2 separate regions of the Mus musculus genome follow, and region 2 is linked to region 1. The links are chromatin contacts, found by POLR2A ChIA-PET in ENCODE. All regions are on one chromosome and are shown on one strand. The core of a region is the stretch at or near the end of the contact, and the rest is flanking DNA. Distances in the headings are between cores, read along the strand shown. Region 1 overlaps Tkt (transketolase). Region 2 overlaps Rft1 (RFT1 homolog).

Region 1 (7,709 bases), core at 1,920-4,419:
GTGGCTCACAACCATCCATAACGAGATCTGACTCCCTCTTCTGGTGTATCTGAAGACAGCTACAGTGTACTTACATATAATAAATAAATAAATCTTTAAAAAAAAAAAAAAAAAAAAAAAAAAGCAAGATGTGAACTTATATTAGGATTACAAATTTGTAAGCCTTTTTATGAAGACTTTGAGGGCAAGAAATATATTATTAGATTTAAATTAGGGCAAGGGGTTAAGAAAAGAAACTGAAGCAGGATGATCAGAAATTCAAGGTTAGCCACAGCAACTTAGCAAAATATAGATAAATAATAAAATGAAGAGCTAAGGTATATGCATGCTCTCTCTCTCTCTCTCTCTCTCTCTCCCTCTCTCTCTCTCTCTCTCTCTCTCATGACTGCTCAGTGCTGAACTGGCAATATCAACATGTCATTCCATGAGGGGCTGTTGTCTTCTGGGAGATCTGAATTTTAAATTATGTTTTTCATTGAACAGCTCTCTAGGATGCAGGTCTTTTTGGAAGTGCTACTAAACTTAGAGTATTTTATCCTTGTAAATAAGAATTTTAGCTATGCAAATGATAGGTCACAAAGACTATTAGACGTGTGTGTAAAGTATTGTAGTTTTGAAAACCCTGGAACAATGTTTTATTGTCCTTGAATTTCAAAGAGTAACATACTAGGAATTTGAAAACACTGAGAAATTTTTTTAAAAAAATTATCATTGATGAATAAATGATCTTAAAAACAAAACTTTTAAAAGACCTTACAGGGATACCACGGCAGTAGCCCACGCAGCTCTATCGGGGTGCTACCGCTGGGTGCCTGGCTGGGCCTGATAATCTCTTGGTGCCCTAAGCGATCTGAGTCCCCCCCACCCTCTGGGTACTGTCTGAGGGCCCAGGTCTCAGCCAAGCCTGGCTCTACGCCAACACAGCCTCTGGGAACTAAAGCCCTTCTCTCTACACTGGCTTGTTCTATTATGTTGAGGTCAGAAAATGATCCTTCACGGGGAATTATTTCAAGCAACTGTAGGGAATAATTAACTCACATCTATGGTTCTAGGCCAGATAAAATGTTCTTAAACATGCACCTCATTCTCTGAGACACATCACCTCAGAGTGAATCACTTCTGGGTGCGGCTACGCCAGCCCTAAAGCTCAATAGCTGTCATCCCAGTGACCCTGGACTGGAGGCTGGGTACTGGAAGGATTGGGGCTCTCCCAGAGACTAACTTTGAAGCCCCCCCTGTCCCCGCAAAGAACTTCCTGCGAACAGTAGGTACTCTCCAGTGTGTAGGGAGAGCAGTCAAGCTTCGTGCAGCTGCCTGTCCTCAGAGGGACCTGGCTGTGGCCACTCTTCTGTGGCGTTGGCCTTCAGGGAAGTGGGATGTCCCTGGCTATGGGCCAGTCCCCTCCAGTTTTCCTCGGAAGCTCTTTGCCCACAGGGTACCTGGGGACTATGGGTGTGCCTTCTGGACACTCCGAGCAAGACCGGAGGATCTAGGTGAGAATTCTCCCTAGTTACTTCATCCTCACGCCTCTCCCATTCACAGGGATGAAAATTATCGAGCTGAAAATTAGCACTCAGCCTCGCTCCCACATGGTGGCCCGGAGGTACTGTTCTGACCAGTGGCTACGCCTAGCAGCCTGTACACTGTGCTTCCGAGACACAACCTGTCCACGGCAGATCACATGGCTGAAATCTGTCCTGAGGGCACTGGGAGTTCTACAAACCGCCACCAGGTTTAGCTGGAATAGCTAAACCTACCTACCAGGCTGTACCCACACACTGCAGTCTCTTTACCCGCCAATGGGAGGTGACCCAAGGACCCCGGAGACCTCTGGAACACAATTTGATCCTCTTCAAATGCAAGGGCAAGGAGTCCAGGCCAAGCTTCTTGGTGCCAGTCAGACATGGGGGTGGGAGGCAGGCTCCTCTGCTACTGCCAGGGTCCAGGCACTGGACTGAGTCTGTGTGGTAGCTCATGTACTCAGAGCAAACCTGGCCTGGAAGCCAGACTCTGGGGTGGCTCCCTCTGTCCTGTAAGTCTCTCATCTGAAAAGGTGCTGCCTGTATCACCAGCTTCGGGGCTTTGAGAGCAGAAGACGGAACGTATTTATCTTACTTAGCCCCAGTCAGGCAAGAAGAGCAGCCAGGGGGCAATGTGGGCCGGCTCAGCCTGAGCCACTGAGGCCCCCCTCTCAACGTTACCAAGTAGGGAGCGGGGGTTACCTGGCTTTGTCAAAGTATTTGCCTGTGTATGCCATCCCGCAAGCAGCTCCCAGGCCCTGGCCCAGGGAGCCAGTGGCCACATCGGTGAAGGCTTGTTTCTGTCACAAGAGAGATCCGGAGTTATTCAAGGGTCCAGTAAAGAGCTGTTTGTTTCCAACTTACATTCCCCTCCCCCACCATGTCAGTCAGGGCAGCATCCGCACCCAGAGCCAGTGAGTGCATCCCTCTCCGCAGAAGAAGGCCCTTCTTATTCAGACAGCAAAACCACTATGGGAGTGGGTTCAGTTCCAAACCCTGTCCCCTAGTGAACTATGTGACGTCAGGCTGGAAACTAAACCTCTCTGAACTTTAATGGCCTTGTGTATAAGCACAGCTTACCACATACAGAAGCTAGAGGTCAGCGATAGAGAAAATATAATAGATGATAGAGAGCATCCGGCCTTAGTGAACACCGACATCGCAGTGTGCCAGCGATGTGCCAGCACGTGCTGGGAGCAATTTGGTACAAACGGCTTCATTGCCTAGGTGCCTCTGTACCCACGGTACCACCTCTTTAAGTCTCTCTAGGGACCTCTCTTCTTGAGTGATAGTACCTACTCATGGCTCAGGGGCTCGTGGGGGGAGGGGGGGGTAAGGGAAGCTCGGGGTTCATCCTTGGTCAGTACAAGAACTTGCCCCGTGCTGGGGAGCACACAACGTGCTCCCATCCCTCACTTTCCCTCCTCATCATAGTTGGCTCCCCTGCCTCATTCCTCTCCCTTGCGCCTAGGACAGGAAGATGAGGCCGGGGTCCAGGAGGCTGCCCGTCAGGGGACTTACCGGGACAGGATGCCCGTCCAAGTCAGAGCTGATCTTCCTCAGGTTCAGCAGCTCGGCCTCGGGTAGGAAGCCAGCTTCAGCCCAGACTGCATATAAAATGGGAGCTGCATGGCCCTGTGGGGGTGGGGAGGATGCACAAGGAGGCGGTCACGGGCAGAGCCGCTGGGATCATTCCTACAGCGCATGGGCAGGGCCGCTGGGTTCATTCCTACAGCGCATGGGCAGAGCTGCTGGGATCATTCCCACCACGCGTGGAGCTTGGGGTCTGGCCGAGCAGGCCAACCAGGATATCCATTTCAGATGAGGAAGCCAGAGAAGAGAAGGCTTCTCCCCTTTCATTCCTCTCCAGATTCTTGGTTTCCAGCCCAAAGTTCCCACAGTCAAAAGTGGGTAGACGCCATGTCAGACAGGTGCAGGGTCACAGCTGTGCAGCCGCGGGAGTCCAGCACTCCAGCAGGCAGCAGCCACCCTAATCCTCGTTTCTGGCATGGAACATACTTGGACGGAGTTTTAAGCCCTACAGCCTGCCCTGGGAAGCGAGAGGCTGTCGAGCCAGGCCAGAGGACAGGTGGATTTGGGGGCAATTGTGGTATGGTCTGTGGCTGTGATTTTTACTAGAAGAGGAAAGGCAGGGTATCTGTACTCCCAAACTGCAGTGGAGTGTCACTCATAAGGAGAGCAAGCCTTGGTCCCCAGGATGCTAGCACAACAGGATTCAGGCAGAAGATAAGAAGGAATCCAGACCTTCTGACCTGGATTTGAGTGCTGCCTGCCGGTATCAAAACTGAGCACACACCCAGCAGAAGCACAGGTTCCGCTGCTGCCCTGTACCCTGCTTTGAAGAGTCTTTCTGATGTACCAGGCTACCCGAAGAGTGGAATTGGTTCCTTAGCTCCGGTTCATTACCAGACCGGCACAAGACATAAAGGAGATGTAGGACCAGCAGGTGGGCTAGGGCTCACACTGAATTCCAGGGTCCTTACCCGGCCCAACCCCAGGTAGGTGTGGCAGGCGGCAGGGCTCTTACCTTAGAGAGCACAAATCGATCATTGTGAGGGTTTCGGGGATCCAGGGCCTTGTAACGCATGGTATGGAAAAACAGGACAGCCATGATCTCGGCAGCGCTGCAGCATGATGTGGGGTGGCTGTGGCCAAGGAGAGAAGACAGACATGAGCACTGTGGCCCCAGACCCTGACCTACAACATCCATTCTGGCATGTGTCAGGGGCCTGAGGATGCCTGTTCTGAGGAGACTCACAAAGGCCTGGCCCATCAGAGAGAGCCACATGCTCCCACTCCTTAGAAACACGGTATGGGTTTAAAGGAGGCCACTGTTGATGGCTTAGGATCTGGTGTTGCTAATGGGTCCCAGGGACTGCCATGCCTTTCAGAGAGTACCCAGTATGAGGGTAGAGCTTACTCTCTACCTAGGAGTTCCTAGAGGGAATCTAAGGACTGGGGAGGGATAATACAACTGACCAAGGAGGCCCACCCCAAAGAGACTGCCCAGAGCTCACCTGCTTATGAGGAGCATTCTGCCCACCCCAGGGTGCCCTGGCGGTATAGGCAGAGGGATAAGGGAAGGTTGGTTTGTAAACCCAAAACATCGGACATTAGTTTTCTGGTTGTGTTTTGAATGGCCACTCTGAAAGCTAGCACTCAGAACCATGCAACACACAAGCTCCTATCCTGAAGGTAAAATCCCTTCTGCCTGCCAGAGGTGGGGCTGGCAAGAACTTGCCCTTCCAGTTCTGGAGTGGTAGGGTCTCTATTTTAGAGTCTCGTTTTGATAGCTGAATGGTTTTAGAAAGCACAAGGATTATATCCTAGAGACCAGATTAGTTTAGGTCTCACAGGATCGCTTGATTAACCTGGCCCCTACCCTGGGAATGGGGCCAGAGTCAGCCTAGCCATTCTCTATGAAGGTCAGCCTCTCCCACATGCAGCTCAGCTCGGCCCTGCTGTCGTTGTTCCAGACGCTTCACACTAAAACATGCCAACACGAAGCCCAAGGGCACATGCAGCCTTGGGTGGGGGGTCACAGCAGCGGCCTCCTCCCCTCTGGGGCTCCCCATCAGGTTAGGAGTAAATCGCTCTCAGCATAGACGAGTTAGTAAAGGGGTCCAGAATGGTCCATGCTGGTTTAGTTCCCAACACACAGTAGCCTCATACTTAACCATCTCTATGAGAACTCCTGGTCATGGGGGAAAGACACTACACCTGAAAAGAGGGAGGTGAGGACAAGTGAACGAGAAAGTCTTGCCTGTCTCACGGGACCCTAGTCCCCAGCTCCCAGCACCAACCTCAGTTGCAGAACACCCCAAACCAAGTACCCTTCCCACCTGAGTCCAGCCTCATCCCCAAGATGACTCAGCGGTTAAGAGCTCATACCCCTCTTCCACAAGTTCCAAGGTCCGCTCCCAGTACCCTTAACCCAGCTCCAGGGGTTCTGACACCCTCTGGCCCCCATGGGTACCTACACATGTATGCATATACCCACACACAGACACACAACTGAAAATAAAATAAATCTTAAAAAAAAAGTGAATGCAATAAAAATCTGAGGGGGAGGGGGAGATTCGAAATGTCTCGGCTGTTGTGAGGAAGCTTCAGTGGGGAAGGAAGTGCCCAGCAAAATAGGAGTGGGGACTCTGCCTACTGACCGCGGGGTGACACTTGCATGGCCACAACTAAGGACTCTCAGAGAAACTATATGGCACAGTGATGTTTGTGGCAGAGGAATGCCTAGGCTCACGAAGAGGACACATGGAGGGAGAGATCTTGTTGATTGATAAATAGAACAAACCATTGATTTAAGCTCTCCTAACTAGGCCCCAAAGAGGCAACCTGTAACACATCTGGCCAGCTGCAGATGTAGTCTTCATATCCACTAAGTACACCCTATGTGCCTTCTGAATGGGGGGGGGGGGTGGGCACAGGCTGCCACATACATGGGAGGTATGACTCACTCATCTCCCCGGGGCTGTCTTTGTTTATGAAGGGGATGCTATGAAGAGATGCTTGGGTAACCCAGTGAAAGCTAATGCAAATGTTGATTGGCCACTGCCAAACCTTTTAGGGCCTTCAATGACTCATCTATAGGCCAGGACCCTGGTTCACCTGAGTCACTCCATGCAAGAGAAGAGAATGAACCAAAGATTGAGAGAAGGTGCTGGAAGCTGTAAAGTGCTGAGCACCAGGGAGACAGACACGGCCACTCTGAAACCCAGGGACCTGTGGCTTCAAGGACTGAACCCTCCTTGCAGTCCTGGCCACCTGAGCCGATGCCTGCAGGTGCTATCTGTAGTTCACCTGAAGACATTGGCTGAGCAGAGGTGGGGGTATCTACCCTACCACCTGGCTCTTTGTGCTACACAGAAGTTTCAAATAGACTTGGCTGCTCGTTAAAAAATGCTGCCTTGGCCCAAGGAGCCATTTACTATCTGGATCAAGTGGACTGAGTTTAAAGAGCAGAAAAAAAGATCTGTGTGACAACGTGTACAGGGGTACATACATGCATGCAGGTAGCATTGGTGGTCTTTCCTCAGGCACTGTGCACCTTAGTTGATTTCTGAGACAATCTCCTTGGCCTGGGACTTACCAGTCAAATTGCTGAACCCCATGAAGCCCCCACCCCTGCCTCATGCGTATGGAATTATGAGCGGATACCATACCCAGCTTCTTCATATGCGTTCTGAGGGCTCTCAGGTCCTAATGCTCATAAGGTATGAGCTAACACTCTAGCCCAGAAAAAAGATTCAAAATAAAACAAGAGCTACAGATGGCTCAGAGGTTAAGAGCACTGACGACTCTTCCGAAGGACCCAGGTTCAATTCCCAGCACCCACAATGGAGGTTGACAATCTTCAACTCCAGCACCAGGGGATCCAATGCCCTCTTCTGACTTCTATCATCACTGCATGTACAACATCCATACACATAACCTAAGAAATAGAATCCCCAGAAATTCATGAAACAGTAAGCGAATATTTAATAGAAAGAATGAGAGCTAAGAGCTAGTCCTTTCTAAGTTATTATTTGCAGGAGCGGTGCTGAGGATTGGAGCCAAGGCTGCTGAGCAAGGCAAACCCTCTAATAACACACTACTCGTCTAGCCCAAAGGCTAGTGCATACGGGGAATGAAGCAGTTGGGAGACTGACAAGCTAGCCAACTTTTGTCTGTCTGTCTGTCTTCTAGATTTTAAGACAGGGTTTCTCTGTATAAACCTGGCTGTGAAATTCATTCTGTAGACCAGGCTGGCCTTGAACTCAGAGATCTGCCTGTCTCTGCCTCCTGAATGCTGGGATTAAAACAACAACAATGCCACCACCACGAAGCATTGTTGTTGTTTTAAGTAGAACTTAAGGTCCAAGTATATGGTAAATATTCTGATCTACTGGATGTAAATAGATTTGAAAACAGAAAACGTTCTGGGGAAATATAATTTACCCAAACTTGTTCAAGGAGAAAACAAAAACAAAAAACAAAAAAACAAAAAAACAAAAAAAAGGAGAAAACCTGAGGCACTTGGCTGTATAGAATGAACATGTTGGAGAGGCCTAGTCCCCAAGACCCAGCAAGCCAATGTACAGGTATATACACAGGAGTGCAATCATATGCTCCAAATGTACTCTACATGTTCCCACAGCAAGGAATAATCTGGAACCA
Region 2 (7,709 bases), core at 2,635-5,134, 110 kb before region 1:
TGAGCACCTTAGATTTTAAAATATCTGGGATTGGTCTAAGAACCAAAACCTGATACCAAGGCACAATTGTATAATCCCCTGTCAATCCTGAGTTCACGTCTTCAAATAGTTCCTTAATACCTGCAAAGCATGGAGGCTCCTTAACTCTGCACTGGAGGCCTTTTATATACTAACTCCAGCTTTCTTTTTGGCCTCCTTTCTTCAGCCTCACCCTGTCTGTCACACTGTCATCCTGGTTCAGTCTGAACCCGACTGACTGGAGTATCTTAGCCTTCTACAATGGGTTTTTTCAGGCCCCTCCGGCAGGACAATGGGCTCTCCTCCTCATGAGCTCCCTTGGACAGGAGACCTCTCAGATGTTCACATCTCTTTTCCTCTTTGGCTTCTTAACAGAGCTCTAGTAAACAAGGGCCCGTACAGAGCCTGTGCTAAGTCTCCAAGCCCCGCCCACAGCCATGCACTAGCTAAGTACTTCACAGCAGTGGCTTGGCAAGAGAAGCTCCTTGAGGCCATGCTTGCTGCTTATCTGTGGTTGTTCTCAGCACCCACAGTGTACAGGAAACGTGGGGTGGAAGCATATATGCTCTCACTACCACAAACAGAACCGTTCAGAAAATGGCTGGAAAATGTATAAAAAGCTAGGATCTGATAATGAGATTTTGTTTTTCTCTAATTTTCTGCCATATAATACACGTTTATAATAAATATTTTAAATGATTTACTATGGGCTTTTCCAGTTAGGTTTTGCTGCAGCTTAAGTATAAAGCGTTTCCATGTATTTAAGCTTTGAGCCCAGCCCATGGTCCTCCTGAAACCCTCAGGAGATAGAGCCTAGAGGGAGAAAGCCAGGTGACAGGAGCATACTGTTGAAGGACATATTAAAACTCTGTTTCCCAACAGCCTCTCTGCATACACTAGCACCATGACATACAACAGCCTCTCTGCATACACTAGCACCATGACACACAACAGCCTCTCTGCATACACTAGCACCATGACACACTGCTTCACTTTGGCAACAAAGGCGAGTAACCGTGAGTTAAAGCTGTGGCCACCCTGAACCTCTCCTTCCTTTAAGCTGGTTACTTTGGGTAATCTGCCACAGTAACAGGAAGCTGACTAACAAAGACTTGGATTTCAATTCCACATCCCTACACAGAGGGAGAGACTATCTTCTGTAAGGCTGTGGAGTGATTTAAGGCAGACAACTTAAGTAAAACATAAAGTTAAATAAATATTGGTTCCCTATCTTATTTAAAAGCAGATAGAGCAAGCACATCTCTAAGGGTCCTCTGCTGCGGGCCCCAGACAAGTGTTCTGGTGTCAGCAGTCCCGTGGAATCCTTTTGTATCTTCTATGATCTCCCAACTGCTCAATGTGAACTCTGCTTTACTCACCTTCTGTCAAAATCTGCTTCAAGAACGACTGTTTGAAGAAGCTCCAAGCCAATCCTGCCTCCTTCCAGTTGACAAATGCCTGAAAGAAAAATGAGCATAAAACCACATCTCCAGCTTTTCAGATCTAAGCCTGGGCAGTCCATACGGCCCCAACTTGAATAGTTTCCCCTGACTCTTCAATCAGTGCTAAGAGCATAGAAGACATCCAAACATACCAGAAAATGTATATGACGGATAAGATTTGAATCGTGAATGTTTCCTACGGCCATGTGTTGACCTGATTGGAAGGTGGCAGAGCCTTTTAAGGGTGCCCAGTGAGAAGGGCTTAGGCCACCAAGGGTGTGCTTTGAAGGGCAGTGTGGGACCCCAGCCCCTTCTCTTCTTTCCCTTCCTTGTCAGGAGGAAAACTGTTTTGTTCAGCCATGCACTTCTGCCACAGTGTGCTACCCTGACACGGGCCCAGAGCCTCAGGACCAACTGACCATGGACGGAAACTTCCAGATCCCAGCTCGTTGGGCCTTCCCATCCCAACTCACCTAACCTAGACACGCCCAGAGGCTCCTTTCCCATATGATTCTAGTTCCTGTTGGGTTGATAATCAATATTAGTCGTTATACTATGTAACCAGGCTGGTTTTATTTATGACCCTCCTACCTCGGCCTACTGAGATTACAAATATACAACACCACACCTAGCTAATTAAAACTTGTAGTGAGAATTTTGGTTTCTTTAAAAACATAGAAATGTTATAGGAATATGTTTTTATTTTAATTCCAGGCATGGGATATGGGGCTGCTTTAGACTGTCCATAGCGGCAGACTATGATTTGCCTCGTGCTCTGGCAGGGCTGTGATCCTGCCAACTGCAGATAGTTTCTGCAAGTATATGACAGGATGCTGAAGGCTCTTGAGAGAATATAAAAACGCTAGATCCCTGAGACAGGTAAGGCAGCCACTACTCCTCTGCTGCTGGCTGGAGATATTCTGACAAACATCCAAATTGCCCAAGGACCTTGACACCCTAAACAACAGGAGGTCGTCTAACAATACCGATGCTCCCTCTCCTCTCTAGCCTTCCTCTACAACTTAGTGTTGGGGGTTGGAAGGGATAAGGGGAGAGAAGGGTGATAGAAATAAGAGCCTATAAAGTAGCTAAAAGTCTGGCTAAAACAAAACAAAATGGTGTGTGTGTGTGTGTGTGTGTGTGTGTGTATGTGTGTGCACACAATACAGGCAGGTAGGTATGCATGCCACAGTACCTGTGTGGCGGTCAGGGGACACCTTTGTAGAACCAGTTTTTTCCTCCTCTGTTTACATGGATTTCAGGGTTTGAATTCAGGTTACCAAGTTTGTTTGGCAAGAGCAACTTTACCAGCTGAGCCACTTGATTTGCTAAGGATGACTTTGAACACCCTATCCTCTTGCCTCAAGCTCCCAGTGCTAGGATCACAGTCCACACTACCATACCTGGTTCATAGGATGCTGGAAATTGAAACCAGGCAAAAACCTTAACAGATGAGCTAGCCTGTTCCTATTTTTAAGGTAGGGTCTTATGTGGCCCATGTGGCCTTGAACTCAGTCTGCAGCTAAGCTGAGGATAACGCTGAACTCCTGATCCGCCTGCACACCTACCTAGTGCTAGAATTATAGGCACACCATCACATCCTGCTTCCCAGTGTTAGTATACTAACTCAAAATACCACTTTTGCCGTGTGCTGAATATGAAGAATTAGGCAGCATTTCACGTTACTTTTTCTACTCTAACCTTTAAACTGCAGTGTGTATTCTAACCTTACTATCGCCTCAATTCTAATTATTCCAAAATGCTCACAGTCACATGCAGCTCAGGTTAGACGACCTGAGCACCTCTGAGAACGCAGGGCTCCTCTCAGCCCTGACTCCTCTTCTCTTTTCTTATAGACTAGAAGAATGCAGGCCTGAGTCCTCCCAGACTGCACTGTCTGCGGGAAGTCAGTGAGCTCTGAGCAGGTGCCAAGGCATCTCTAGCCCTGAAGTAAGCCTTCTCCAGGCAGAAGACATTGAGCTTAACACTGCCCAACCATTGCTTTTCCCCAGAACAAGAGCTGCCAGACATCACCACAAGAGGGCACTGTGGACCAGGAATACTCAGACAGATCTGTCCCTGGGCCGCTCTGGAGAAGTGAAGGCATAGATAGATCTCTTTCACATCCCCCTGTACTGGCACAGTCCCCTGAGGGATCTGTGCTGTTTTCAAAGGAAATGAAAAGTTGAAATTTGCCGCCCACTGGCTCTGGGGTCGTGTGTGTGTGTGTGTGTGTGTGTGTGTGTGTGTGTGTGTGTGTGTGTGTGTGTGTGTCTCGCCAAGACAGTCTCACTTAGGTAGCCCTGGCAGGCCGCAAAAATCTGCAAGTATTCTTCCTCCTCGCACTCATTGCTGGGATTAGAGGTCTGAGCCAGTTGCCCAGACTCCATTATGCTCCTATTGAAGCCTGCCTGCCTGCCTGCCTGCCAGTAAGTAGTAAATGTGTTTGGGGAAATAATTCAGCTTTCTAAAGAGAAAGTCCTTGGGAGAGCGACTCTAATCTGGAAGCTTATAAAAGGACTTCCTCTCCTAATGCTTCAGTGTCGATGGCCACACTGCTTACAACAGCCGAAGTGCTCATTAAGGACACATTCACAGGAAGTCCACTTTGGGGCTCTGGTTCTCAGGCCACTGACGGGTAGAAAAGAAGCAACTTCTGGGGACTTGTACCCTTCTATTCAGAAGGGGTCTTGCTGGGATGGTGAAGGAGACTGGTTTACAAAGCTGGGTTGGTGCGATTGCACCCTGTTCCTAAGCAGACCTTCTAGAGCCTTACTGTGCTTAACGGGAACACTGAGGCTTGGGAGGTGAAAGGTGATGGATCGGCAGTAACTGTAGGGAAGGCTGAGAAGGAACCAGGCTCATCCTGCTGAGTCACCATTCCCTTCCCAAACTCTGTGACTCAGGATGATCAGCCGTGTGCCTCCCACACTGACAAGTCATTGAGAAGTGGAGGCCACAGCCCATCGCCTCCACCACCCATACAGCACTCTCCTTCCCCCTTTCTCTTCCTACCCCAGTCCTTACAGGCCACCGATGGCCCCAGACTTGCCCACCTCAGGACCATCCTCATCACTTCGTGTCTCCCACAGAGATGTCTCACTTACAACTTGCCTAGTGCGTCCTTTTACTGTAGGTTTAGACTTTGGCATCAAGCTTAGAGTCTAGGGCTTAAACTGCTTCTTGACTTAGCCCAACGGCCATAGGCAAGATAGTTAACTTTGCTAAGTCTTGGTTTATCATCTGCAAAATGAGATTACATTATACCTCATATTTAAGATCCCCTAGACATGGTGACACATGCCTGTAGTAAGAGCGCTCAAACTCTGAAGCAGGAGGGACTAAGAGCCTAGCCAGCTCCATGGTGAGACCCTGTCTTAAAAGAGACAAATCCTATTTGATGGAGCTGGTAGGGGACTGAATGACAGAAAAACAAGATACCACGAGGCTCCTCTACATGGCACCATTCAAAACCTTCAGATGTGTGTGACAGCCCAGGCTTGTAACCCAGCACTCAGGAAGTAGGGACAAGAGATTCATAAGTTCAAGGGCATCCTCAGCTACATAGTTAAAGGCTAGCTTGGCTTACCTTAGGCCCTGTTAGATTCTGGGAGAAGGAGAACCATTGTCTGCAATCATATGCCCACCTGGTTCCAATGATAACTCCAAACCCACAGCCACACAGAAGCCCCTGCCCTCACCCCTGCTAAACTCAGTGAGTCACAAAATAAAATGAAGCTGCGGAGTCCACCAGAGCCAGCGTGTCTTCAGTGTGAGTCCATGCCGAATTGCTGTGGTGGAGACCTGAGACACTCGCCAACCACACTGCATCATTTGGTGTCCTTGGAGCAGACACCCAGGGTGGACGGGGCACTCAGGGTTGGGACTGAGAATGTGGCCATTTGAGTCATGAAATGAGAAAGAGGTCTGTAGGAAATGGCAGGGTGGACGAGGGTAGTAGGAACCTGGGACAGGGAAAGCCTTTCAGTAAAGTACTATACATGTACAAAATTGTTGAAGAACAAATTTAATTTTTAAAAATTAAAAATGGCAAATCTTTTTGCATTCTAAAAGCAAACCAAACCACCTGTAAGTTCTACTGCTCCAACAAGTTCACACTCCACTCTACTGAAGTCATTGCCACTTGCTGAGAGCCACATGCCATGTCCACCTCCCTTCATAAGCTCCACCCACCCTTCTTTTCCTCTCCTTGACTGGTCTACTCAATCCCCCCACTATCCCCATATTTCAATCCCAACCCAGCAAGGGGCACAGAGCAGGCCTGAGCACATCTGTTTCCTTCCTGTGGCTCCATGCATCACCACACATCACTGTTCACTTCTGCCCACCCATGTTCAGCTCCAGCTCAAAGGCAGCTTCCTCTAGGAAGCCTTCCTAAAAGATCCCAGACAGACTTCTCCATCCACCCTGACCGTCTGCTCTGATGGCACTAAACGCAGTCTTGCAGTGTGGTTGGCGAGTGTCTCGGGTCTCCACCACAGCAATTCAGCATGGACTCATGTGGAACACACGCTTGCTGTGGTGAACGCTGCAGCTCTACTTAAATATTTCAAGTTACTCAGACATGCCAAAGAATATAAACAGTGGTCATCATTTGAGGTACCATTAGCTTATTATAAATCCAAATGAATACCTATAAAAAACCCGTAATTCTAAAAGACTAGGAAAGGAAACCGAAACATTTGGTCCAGCTGATCTTTCTTGCAGATGATTGTAAGCAGTTTTACCGAGGAGCTGCTCCAAGGAGCCACGCAGGTATGCCGCTTGTGGGAGAGCTGAATGCAGGCTATTCTCTTCTTGTTCTTTGTTTTGTTGTTGTTTTGGGGGTGGAGACTCACTATGCAGACCAGGCTGGTCCTCCTTGAACTTAGAGAGATCTACCTGCCTCCCAAATGTTGGGATTAAATGCACACACCACTACACCTGGCCTAAGACCCCTTCCTCTCTTTACCCCTTTAGAAATAACAAGCCTGAGTAAGTTTTCTACCTGGAACTTCCCAATCTTTAAGTAAATAAAAAACTAGCATGGTCAATAAGCCCAACTCTTTTGGAAGACTGGTTAACCACACAGACCTAACATGGTCCATAGAAAGCAATTACAAGGAAGAGGATCCAAAACAAGCTGTCTGGTTTGGGGTTTAGTCACTTAACTCCTCTGAGCACCAGCTCTCGCATCTGTAAAATGGAGACGAGAGCAGGGTCTTACAGACATTACTATATCCTCAGACTTTTTCCTGATTTTAACCTTGGGGCAGAGTCTTTCTAAGCTGTCAGGCAGTCCTGAGCTCCCCAGACAGCCCAGGAACTCCATGGACTCTTAGCCACCAGCCTCTGCTTCTAGAGTAGCTGGGCTTAGAGGCCTGTGCTATCACGATCATCTTACATGGTTCTTTTCAAAATACAAACAGCTTCACGGAGCTCCTGACGTCTTCAGAGGAGTTACATGAGCCATAGAAGCCAATGGTTTCACTTTAAAAATAGAGTCTGTAGTTGCAGTCTACAGTCCCAACCAACTCAGACGATGAGAAAAGACTGTCTGAGCTCAAGAGGTAGCACTTGGCCAGGCAAAAGAACAAACAAGCAAAAACACAAAACCAAACAAACAAAAAGCCAGAGTCTGCAGGCTTCAGCTCTACTCCTGTTGCCTCCCAAATCAAGAGGAAACTCTCTGAGGCCTAGAAACGTCCCTTCCTGGCTATCTGCAACCTGAATCACACCAATCATGGAGTCAGCCGTTTCAGGATTGGGGCAGCTGTCCCAAGGATACAGGTGCAGGTACTCTCAGTTAAACTGTAACGTGCTCACACCACTGCCAATGGTGTTAGCCTTGCTTCAGATGGTGATACCGACTTGTGCCAGGCCACGGTTAAGCCTATACAGGCTCCATCTCATTAGGCCCTCAAAACCTTATAAGGAACAGGTCCTTATCACCCTTACTGGGCATGTAAAGAAACTATTAACAACTCAACAAACACTCCTTTCCAAAACATGCTGGAGAACAGAGAGGCTGGTCAATATGAAAAGCTGGTCAGGTCACAGTGGGCACTGGGAGACCCTAGTGTGGGAGAGACTCCTCTAATTTGGAATCCTAGCCATTTACACCCACAAATGAGACATAGTGGTGGCCAAAACTGTCCTGGGTTAAGGTCTGCTAAGAGCCAGCTGATGAGAACGGAGCACTCCTTGCTAACAAGTGAGAACACAGCAGGCTCTGACATCTAATACCTG

The links. ChIA-PET counts read pairs that join two places held with the same protein, here RNA polymerase II (POLR2A).
Region 2: POLR2A ChIA-PET joins it to region 1 with 10 read pairs in Patski. The contact joins two enhancer-like sites. POLR2A ChIA-PET finds 5 or more read pairs at or near these places in 2 of 5 experiments (Patski and embryonic stem cell).

What each region holds. Positions count from the first base shown.
Region 1 is chr14:30,555,198-30,562,906 of GRCm38, reverse strand. Tkt (transketolase) reads right to left here. Exons shown (of 14, transcript NM_009388.6): 2 at 4,069-4,186; 3 at 3,042-3,155; 4 at 2,223-2,320. Among named protein-coding and RNA genes, the nearest start is that of Tkt, 9.9 kb to the right of the region's middle. Within about 2 kb of position 3,169, at least 1 of the 3 ENCODE cell types and tissues checked has a DNase peak (open chromatin) inside an H3K27ac peak, as active enhancers do.
Region 2 is chr14:30,667,937-30,675,645 of GRCm38, reverse strand. Rft1 (RFT1 homolog) reads right to left here. Exons shown (of 13, transcript NM_177815.3): 7 at 1,398-1,476. Among named protein-coding and RNA genes, the nearest start is that of Rft1, 17 kb to the right of the region's middle. Within about 2 kb of position 3,884, at least 1 of the 3 ENCODE cell types and tissues checked has a DNase peak (open chromatin) inside an H3K27ac peak, as active enhancers do.